Regions from separate parts of the Homo sapiens genome. Here region 1 is linked to region 2. A link is a loop called in an ENCODE intact Hi-C map of the cell type or tissue named here. Cell type or tissue: CD4-positive, alpha-beta T cell. All regions are shown on one strand.

Region 1 (5,000 bases), 190 kb after region 2:
ACTAGAATCCTTTTTAGAAGGCACTCTAAACAGTTTTGTCTCTTGTTATGGCATTGATTGCCTTTAGTAGATTCCGTGTAACCTACTTCTTTATCTCATAAGTTGTAGAAGTTCTTTGCTCCAAAATATCCTTCTCAGACTTTAAATCCGGTGTTGTTTGAAGCATTCTTCTCGCTTCTCAGTAATCAGTCTAGCAATTAAGAGGAAATGCCATAAATGTTAATCACGTCTCAATAAGACCTGTAAACTCCACTGCATTTAAACGAGATTTTATGAGACTCAGACATACAGGATGTATTCTCAGCCTTTAAGGAGCTTATCCAAATGGTGACAACACAATAGCTACCCATTATTAGCTTCCAACATTTATCAGTTATTGTGATAATTAACTTGCTAAATTATCTCTTATCTTGACAACCATGCAGAAGGGTGTTATTACCCTCTGGTTACCAATGAGTAAACTAAGGCTCAGAAAAATGTAGTGCTTCAGGGAACACATCTAATAATTTGCAGAAATTTCGATTTGATTGTTTGGGATCCATAGAAAAAAGCCAGGAAAGATACGAAACCATGCTGAAGTCTTACCTTCTCTTTGACACCTTCTCCAGATATATGTGTGTATATATATGTATATATAAAATTTTTTTTTTAGATGGATTCTCACTCTGTCACACAGGCTGGAGTGCAGTAGTGCAATCTCAGTTCACTGCAACCTCTGCCTCCTTGGTTCAAGTGATTCTCATGCCTCAGCCTCCCAAGTAGCTGGGACTACAGGGGTGAGCCACCATGCCTGGCTAATTTTTGTATTTTTAGTAGAGATGGGGTTTCACCATATTGGCCAGGCTGGCCTCCAACTCTGGACCTCAAGTGATCTACCCACCTCGGCTTCCCAAAGTGCTGGGATTACAGGCGTGAGCCACCATGCCCGGCCTTTTTTGTCTGTAACTAATTCTGTATTTTATAAACTCTTAAATAATTTATATCCCAGTCCACACATTTTGATTCTTATTATATACTATTGTGTATTCTAGGCAAAGGTTCAAATGCACAAGGTGGGAATAAATGTGACATAATTGAATACCTAGTCTGGCTTATGTCTGGTTCTCCCTTCCTCAATAGAGCTGGAGCAAGACTGGCTGAAATGACCACCAGGCAGATGGCAGATTGGGAAGACAAACTGAAAAGGTGAGAGGTGGAAAGAGTCAGAGAATAACTGGATAAGCCACATTCTGGGAAATACAGTGGTTCAAATCCACCGTGGATAAATTTGTATTTGAAGATTGAATGGTAACTGGGAAAAATAGAGAAGGAAGCCATTGCTTAAACTATGCTTGAAAGTCACCAAAGCAGTGGGTTGGAATAGCATGTCCCAAAAGGCCACTTCACATCCTAAATAATAATGGAATAGGATAGGATTTCAGATAAGGAAGTAGGGAGGAAGTGGAAAATAATAAGGCTAAGAGAAAATCCAGTGTTAATAATGGAATTTAGTTAAGCATATTTTCCTTAGAGGAATCAAAAGGAAACAACATACAAGGAGGAGATGCTCACTCTCCCTTTATCTCTCACAGTTTTATAACCTCACCTGAATCTGTTCTTTCTGTACCCTAGACCTTCTAATGAATCAAGCTCAGCTCATTAACCACCTTCTTTGGTTCCACTGAGCCACGCTTTTTCAGACAATGTTGCTTTTTGTTCAGCATAAGTTCCTTCATCTAATTCTAATACCTGTTACTCATCCAGTGGCTAAATGTGGTAGCCAGACTCCAAGATGGCTCCCAGTGGTCCTTACCTCCCTCGTATTCATGCCTCTGTGTGGTCCCTTCCCACACTGTATCACACCGATTCATCTGACCAATAGAATACAGCAAAAGTGAAGATGTGTGACTTCTGAGGTTAGGTCATACAAGACATTGCTGTTTCTGCCTTTTTCTCTCTTGAACGGCCTGTTCTAGGGGAAGCCCCCATGTAGTGAGCACACTCAGGAAGCCTATGGAGAAGCCCACGTAGAAAGGAACCACGGCCTCCCGCCCAGAGCCATGTGAAGTGAATCCTCCAGCCCTAGTCATGCCTTTAGGTGGCTGCAGCCCAGCTGTCATCTTGACTGCAACCTCATAAGAGAACCTAACCCAGAATTACCTAGCTAAGCCATTCCTGAATTCCTGCCCATAGGAACTGGGCAGATAATTAAGGTGTGTTGTTATCTTACGTCATTAAGTTTGGGGGAATTTATTACATAGCAATAGTAATTTTACACTAGATTAGCTGTTTTTCTAAAAATATAACTTTCATCAAAGCTCCTTACATTCACTACCACCACCCAAATAGGTCCTTGCTCCTCGGTCATCAATGCTTATAATTAGCAAGTGTACTTTAAGTTCCTGAAGAGCAGCAGCTTCAGGAGCCTACTTTGAAAGCGCCACCTGCTGGTATTAACTTAATAGCTTCCCAAAGAAAGCTGGAATAATTCGTGCTGATTAAGTCAATGCTTAGGTGCGACAGCTTTTCATGGTAAACTCTGGCTTCTCATCTTACATTAATAACTCTTCTGAGAACCAGCTTCTTTGCTTCCTTGAGATAACAGCTGCTTTGCCTTCTTCTTAAGAATGCTGAAATGCGATCTTTCTTAGCACTGAAAATCACATAAACATTTATGGAGTTCTTATGATTACTCTTTCTAGGATTACTGTTTCTTGCTTTTCCAACTCTTTTCTTTCTGCTTCAATTATTTTTAAAAGAAGACATGCTAAAGTCTCTGTTTTTTACAAGAAAAAAAACCAGGTATCACAAAATCTTTGAATTTTTTTTTCCTTCCAAAATAACTGCCAAATCTCTCAAAACACTTAGTCTATCCCTCCCCACCCCACCCAGCTGACTCTAAGTAATTTTATTTCCCCCTATTTATCCTGAGACCCCTAGAATGCTTTCTGGATCTCTTCATAAAAGTTATATAGAAAATATTAAATTAATAAAATAATTGCCCAGCAGCAGAAGTCACTTGATGTTGGTTGGAATGATTCAGCATTATACTCATTTTACAGACAAAGAATCTGATAATCAGAAGGTCTGTATTGCTTCATTTAAAAATCCCAGAATCAGGTCGGGCGAAGTGGCTCACACCTGTAATCCCAGCACTTTGGGATGTCGAGGCAGGCAGATCACCTGAGGTCAGGAGTTCGACACCAGCCTGGCCAACACGGTAAAACCTTGTCTCTACTAAAAATACAAAAATTAGCTGGGTGTGGTGGTGGGCGCCTGTAATCCTAGCTACTCAGGAGGCTGAGGCAGGAGAATCACTTGAGCCCAGGACATGGAGGTTGTAGTGAGCGGAGATCGTGCCACTGCACTCCAGCCTGGGTGACACAGCGAGACTCTGTCTCAAAAATAATAATAAAAGCCCAGAATCACACACACAAAAAAGTAGCTCTGGCCACTTACATAATTTGAGTGATCTTGTGCAAGATAAAAATGTGGCATCTCTTATTCAAAAAAGCAGGAAAAATGCTGTTAAGGTATTAAAATATAAACATAAAGCCTTTTCCTCTACCTTGGCCAACATGGCAAAAACCCATCCCTACAAAAAATACAAAAATTAGCCGGGCGTGGTGGCATGTGCCTGAAACCCCGCTACTTGGGGCGCTGAGGCACGAGAATTGCTTGAAGCCAGGAGGTCGAGGCTGCAGTGAGCCAAGATCATACCACTGCACTCCAGCCTGGGCTACAGAGCAAGACTGTCTCAAAAAAAAGCCTTTTCCTTTCATCTGTAGTCTTTCCCTCAATTTGTCATGGTGCTTTTTAAGATTTGCTATTTAACATCATTGTAAATAAAGGGAAATTAATAACTTTAATTATTGGCATGACTTTTATCATTCATCTTCATATTGTGTACCAGTTTAAGCTGCAAATATAACAGCATTTCACTTGCATGTGCAATTGCCAAAATTACACCATTTGTATGTCATAGTTCATACATGTATATATATTCCATTCTTCCCAGAACAGTGGAAATTATGCACAAAACTAGCTCAGCTGTTTTTATTTTACTTTTTGATATGTGTATGTTCTACCCACACTCTCCACCTTTGCTTTCTGAGGACAAGGAAAGCCTGAAAGAAAAAGAAACTGTGAATTATCCTATCTTTCCCTTTCTTTCTATGTTATCATATTCAAGGTACACATAATAGTTCCCTAATACAAGGAAATACCATGAGTAAGAAAGGATATGATAAGGCTCCTTGTTTTTTTGTTGTTGTTGTTTTTCTTTTTTTCTTTTTTAGCATGCCTTCACCATCTTTCTGCACTCAAAACAAGTTCCTGTTCCAATGGAGAATGTGGTCTCTTCAGGCTGTCAGTGCCCCGGCTTGCTCAGCCACAGACATACTTTTCTTAATACTTTGTACTCACTTTGATTCCCACTAAACTTCTGCACCTTGTGAGCCCACTGGAATTCTGTGTTCACAGGGTATTGTGAATGCTCTGTGTGAATGAGGAGGCAAGGAATTGTGGACATAAATATCGTGCTGTCAGACTTCATTTATAAAAAACAAGCTCAAAGATAAAATTATTAATAAATGCAGGACAACAACAGAGCATTAAACCAAGTGTGGGGCCCTTCTGCGTGTGGGGTTTGGGGTGACTGCATAGGTTGCATGCTCATGAAGCCAGCTTTGGAGTAGCTAAGTCAGGAGTAAACTCATATCTGACTTCAAAGACAAATCTCTTAACACTTCACAAGGAATCTCCTCTAATAACACAAGGCAAGGTATTGGCAGAGTAAACAAAGAATGTCAAGAACATGAGAAAATTTTAAGACAACTAGATAACATCAAGCTGCTTCCCTTGGGTTCTGTGATCATTAGTGCTACGGTCTGAATGTTTGTGTCCTCTTGAAATTCTTATGTTGAATCTTAATCACCAAAGTGATGGTATTTACAGAATTTTTGGTTGACAGTCTTTTTCTTTCAGCACTTTGAATATATCATCTTTCTACTTAGTAGCCT
Region 2 (5,000 bases):
CTGCAGGAGTTGTTGCTGCCATCCCTGCCCTCTCCCCACCACGCCCAAGGCCCACTTGGACCAAATTAGCACCTACCGGTCTCCAAACATCATGGGCTCATTGAGGCACTGGGTGCAGGCCTCGTGGAACCACTGCCTGCACCGGTAACATTGCAGCATCCGCAGGTACCATCTGGAGAGACAGAGGAGCCAAGGTCAGCCAGGACCACACCCCCAGTCAGGTATGAGCTTCGGCAACCTTTCCCAAGTTAAATTTGCCCTCCACTGGCAGAAAGGGAAGAGAATTCAGTTACTGAGCACTTAGGCTGTGCCAAGGGAGGACCTGAGAGTTGGACATATACTCTCATTTCACCTCACCACCTGGTAAAAGATGGGACACTGTCCCCATATTACAGATAAGTCACAGGTGAAATGGCTTGCCCTAGCTCACAGGCAAGTGGAGGATGGTGATTCAAATTCTGGTTTCCCTAACTTCAGAGGCTGTGCTCTCCTTGCCATGCCACAATGAAGCCACCATTTCTGGACTTGCTGCTTCCCAAACACTGCTGACAGGGAAACGTTTGCCTTGGAGACTTCACGGGAGAATAATGGTTTCTGTAAGCTGCACGGGGGCAAGACTACATCTGGCTTTTCTCACCTGCAACTGTATCTGGCCTATCATGGTCATCCAACAACTATTCATGGAATATGAAGAGCAAAATGCTCAATGCTTCATTGACACCTTGTCAGGTGAGCTCCAGGTTAAAACGCAGATTCCTTGGTCCACTGCAGACCTATTCAATCTTTGGGGAAGCCTCTGGGATGCATTTTTAACAAGCATCCTGTGCAACTCTGCCCATAGGCGTTGAGAAACACTGCATTAATGCAGGAAAGGTTTCCATAAGCATTTCTCCATCTGACAATACTTGGGGAAGCTCATGGGCCTGAAGTTAAGGTTAAGCCCATTTGAGAGATGAAGTAGTTCAAGCTTTGCCCAAGTTACCCAGCTGGAGCTTGGGGCTGAGATTCAGGACTTCAGGGGGTCCTGACGGCTGAACTTCCTGAGGGCAGAGACCCTCCCTCTTACATCTGTGGTTCCTTCCACAATGCCACGTGCACTCAGCCCAAAGAAGCAAGCTCAACTGCCATGGCTACATAGAGGCCCAGGTCGGCAAGGAAGAATCAAAGACTCTTGCCGCAGAGCCAGGACAAGAATTCCCTCCACAGTGGCCCCGACATAGCATGCCCCGCCCCCCGGCCCCCTACCCCTGCCTGATTGCACATCTCCAGGGAAAAGAATCTTTTCTATTTTTGGAGACAGGGTCGTCCTGCTTTGTCGCCCAGGCTGGAGTACAGTGGCATGATCACAGCTCACTGCAGCCTCCATCTCCCAAGCTCAAGTGATCCTCCCACCTCAGCCTCCTACGAAGCTGGGACTACAGGCGTGTGCCACCGCGCCAGGCGGGAAAAGGATCTTCATATCTCACCAGCAGCCGGTTCCACTGACTCTGACTGTGAAAAGGTTATCTTGACTTTCATGCATTAGTACCACCACTACCACCAGTAACAGCTCACATTTTTTTTGTTTACCAAATGCCAGGCACTATGAGAACCTCTATGTGAATTACGTAATTCATGCTCTGCTCATAATCACCACATGATGGGGAAACTATTCAGAGAGCTGAGGCTAAGGGGTTGCACAGCTGGTAAGGAGCAGAGCTAGGACGTGGACGTCCTGGGAGGATTCGCACTGTGTCCGGCCCAGGCTCTTAACCACTCTTCAATACTTCCTCGTTTCCTACAAAGCTCCAAGGTAACACCTCTGCCCTCCAGCCCTGCTCCACAGTGCTAGATGCCACGCGGAGCCGGCCTTCTGTTCTCCCCTTGAGGTCCCGCCCCCTCGGGCCCCACCCCGAGCCCTTCCCTTCAGGGACCGCCCCTTGAGGCCTCGCCTCCTCAGGTCCTGTTCCCGAGGCCTTACTATTCCCTCCTCCCCACCCCGCCCCTCCACAGGGTGCTTCTCGACCTGCCTCACCTCCCTGGGGCCCTGCTTGGGCGGTCGCAACCCGCCAGGCCCGCCTCCCGAGGCCTCGCCCCAAGGTCTAACCTTCCGGGCCCGCCCCCCGAGGCCCCGCCCTCAGGTCCAATCTTCCGGGCCCACCCCTCGAGGCCCCACCTCCGCAGCGGCTGACCCCCCCCTCCCCGAGTCCCGCCCCCGAGGCCCCACCCCCGCGGCTGACACTCCAGGCCCGCCCCTCGAGGCCCCGCCCCCACAGCGCAACACACTGGGCCCGCCCTCAAGGTCCCCGCCTTGGCTGACACGCCAGGCTCGCTCCCTATGGGCGGTCCCTGCTGGCGATTCTTGGAGACCTGCCCTGCCGCCCGGGGGGCCCTGACCCCCTGCCTTACTCTCCGGGCCCGCCGCAGTAGCAGTAGCATTGCTGCTGGTTGGTGCGATGGGGCGAGTCCCACTCGAGCTCCTCGGGCTGGTAGGACAGCACCATCTTCACGGCCTGCAGCGTCCTGGCGATGGCGCCCTTCTTCAGCGCGCCGCCTTTCTGGGGGGAGACGAGGGCCCCAGTCAACCACCAGGTCCGGGTGGACCACGCGAGTCAGCACGCGGCTGTCTATTGAGGGAAGTGCTGCCAGGGCTTGGGGGACCCGCAGATATTCCAATATAGTCAGAAAAGCAAGGAGCTTTTTCTCATTAATTCCAAACCCATCCCCTCTATCCCAGAAGGAACTCCGTTGATAACAGAATTAAGAGTAATAAGCGCAATAAAGGCAACAATTACCAACATGTATTTACATGGATTTTCTTTTTTAATAGTAAAGCATCATTTATTGGTCCCGTTATTCCCGACACCAAACCCATCTCCACTTTACAGTTGAGGAAACTGAGGCTCAGGGAGTCTACAAATCCTGGCCAAGGACAGTGGCAGAGGCGCTATCTGTCTCCAAAGCCCAGGTGTGGCCCTTCTGCTTGGAGCTCAGACTCTGTGATGGGAGTCTCTGGTCTGCCCCACTGGAGGAGGCAGGAGAGGCAGGGACTGGGGAGGATGGAAGGCTCACCCGCACAGCCAGTGCGAAGATGCAGCGTCGGCAGAACCAAGGTGTGAGCAGGGGCTGGTCAGCACTGCCCGCTATGGGGATGTGGCACTGCTGGTGGTAACCTACGGCAGAGGAGGGGGCGGTGAGCGCCCACAAGGACATCGTGGCCCAAGGCCAGTTGGCCCAAAGGAGGCAGGGCTGGGAGGGCTGAGGGAAGTCCTAGGAGCTCTGCCTGCCAGCTGCCGGGAGCCTGGCTGCTGGTGCCCACCAAGATGGCCAAGTCAGTGTCCAGGCTGGGAACTAAATGACAGCATTGGCCAGTTGTGGGGTTGGGGGGGACACAGGAAGGTCTGACTTCAGTGCCTGAGCCCCATCTTTCCCACCCATCCTCTCCATCTAGCTGGGCCCCAAATTACATACACCATCATACCCTCCCAGCTTTCCCCAGGATCTCTTCCCAAGCCCTCACTTACAGCAACTGGCCCCCTTTCACCCTGCAGTGCCAAGAGAAACAGGAAGCCAGCTGAGGCCCCAACAGGCTGCAGCAGTACCCGTCAGGGGCCAGTGCGTGGGGACCTATAGGTCGGGGCCTTCTCAGGGCCCTGCTCGCTCCACTCACCCAGGCCACACTTCCCGCAGATGAGGATCTCATTCAGCGGCCCTGATGTCTTCCCTAGGCAGATGTTGCACTTGGGCTCCTCTCCTGGAACACCGGCTGAAAGAGAGGGCCTCGAGGGTCGGGTCCAGCTCACAGGAATGGAAGTTTTATACTCACATTCCAGATGCCCAGCCTCTAATGTCTGCTAGGCCTAGCGCTGGGCCCCACATGCCACCTCACTGAATCTCCCCAACCACTCTGAGATGCCTATCATCATTACCATTCGAAAGATGGGGAAATTGAGGCTCTGAAAGGTTAAGTCCCTTGCTTAGCTAGTAAGTAGGTGAGGGGGGGATTAAACCCATGGCTGTTTGACATCAAACCCTTTGTTCTTTTGACACATCATGCTGCCTCTCCCGCCTTATTTAACTTGTTTTGTTAAATGGTTGTTATTTTCTTAAAACTTTATTATGGGATAATATAATTTGTTTGTTTGTTTTGTTGAGATGGAGTCTCTGTCACCCAGGCTGGAGTGCAGTGGTGTGATCTTGTCTCACTGCAACCTCCGCCTCCCTGGTTCAAGCAATTCTCCTGCCTCAGCCTCCCGAGTAGCTGAGATTGCAGGTGCATGCCACCACACCCAGCTACTTTTTACATTTTTAGTAGAGACAGGCTTTTGCCATGTTGGCCAGGATGGTCTCGAACTCCTGACCTCAAGTGATCCACCTGCCTTGGCCTCTCAAAGTTCTGGGATTACACGCGTGAGCCACTGTGCCCAGCCTAGAAGTTATAATGAAACTCCATCTTCTCATCACTTATGAACTCATGGCCAATCTCGTTTCTACTATATTCCCACCTACTTCTCCTTCCTGTAATTATTTTAAATTGAGTCCCAGATACCCAATAGTTTTTCCATAAATATTTCAGTATGTATTTGTGAAAGATCAAGACTCTTTTTAAAAAACATAATTAAAACACCTCTACTGCACCTATAAGTTAACATAATTGCTTAATATCATTAACAAATTCAGTTAATGTTCTCATTTCCAATTGTTTCTTAAGTACAAATACCTTAACAATTTTAAGTCTGTTCTTTTGAATCAAAGTCCCCAAGTAAAGTCCATACATGGTGACTGGCTGATGTTTTTAAAATTGCTTTTAGTCTACAGGTCCCCTCTCCATCTCTTTTTTTCTTTGCATTTTATTTTGGTTGAAGAATAAATATGTTTTTATGTGTGAAAGGTTTGTATGTATACATTAAACACATTTTGATACGTGTTTGTCTTATTTCCCCAGCATGCTGAAAATTTTGTAAGGGTAGAAATGGGATCTCTTCGGCCGGGCGCAGTGGCTCACGCCTGTAATCCCAGCA

Evidence for each region. Hi-C counts contacts between places; a loop is a spot of excess contacts. Peaks named below come from ENCODE experiments on the same cell type or tissue, not always from the same donor. Only the 100,000 strongest peaks of a DNase experiment are listed, where the experiment ranks them.
Region 1: it touches region 2 in a loop (3-fold over the local background); 10 of 110 quality-filtered maps call a loop at or near these places.

Annotation. Positions count from the first base shown.
Region 1 is chr9:121,057,808-121,062,807 of GRCh38, forward strand. LOC124902261 (a long non-coding RNA gene) reads left to right here. Exons shown (of 3, transcript XR_007061753.1): 3 at 1,120-1,197. It also overlaps a transcript of C5 not described here. Among named protein-coding and RNA genes, the nearest start is that of C5, 10 kb to the left of the region's middle. In CD4-positive, alpha-beta T cell, CTCF peaks have their summits at 2,437 (motif pointing left) and 2,640; a DNase peak (open chromatin) is centred at 2,424.
Region 2 is chr9:120,866,794-120,871,793 of GRCh38, forward strand. PHF19 (PHD finger protein 19) reads right to left here. Exons shown (of 15, transcript NM_015651.3): 4 at 3,650-3,745; 5 at 3,052-3,152; 6 at 2,389-2,537; 7 at 77-172. Among named protein-coding and RNA genes, the nearest start is that of PHF19, 7.9 kb to the right of the region's middle. RefSeq lists an enhancer at 1,671-1,740 and a silencer at 1,861-2,350. In CD4-positive, alpha-beta T cell, CTCF peaks have their summits at 2,530 and 2,738; DNase peaks (open chromatin) are centred at 2,168, 3,101 and 3,589; H3K4me3 peaks cover 1,292 bases; H3K27ac peaks cover 1,832 bases.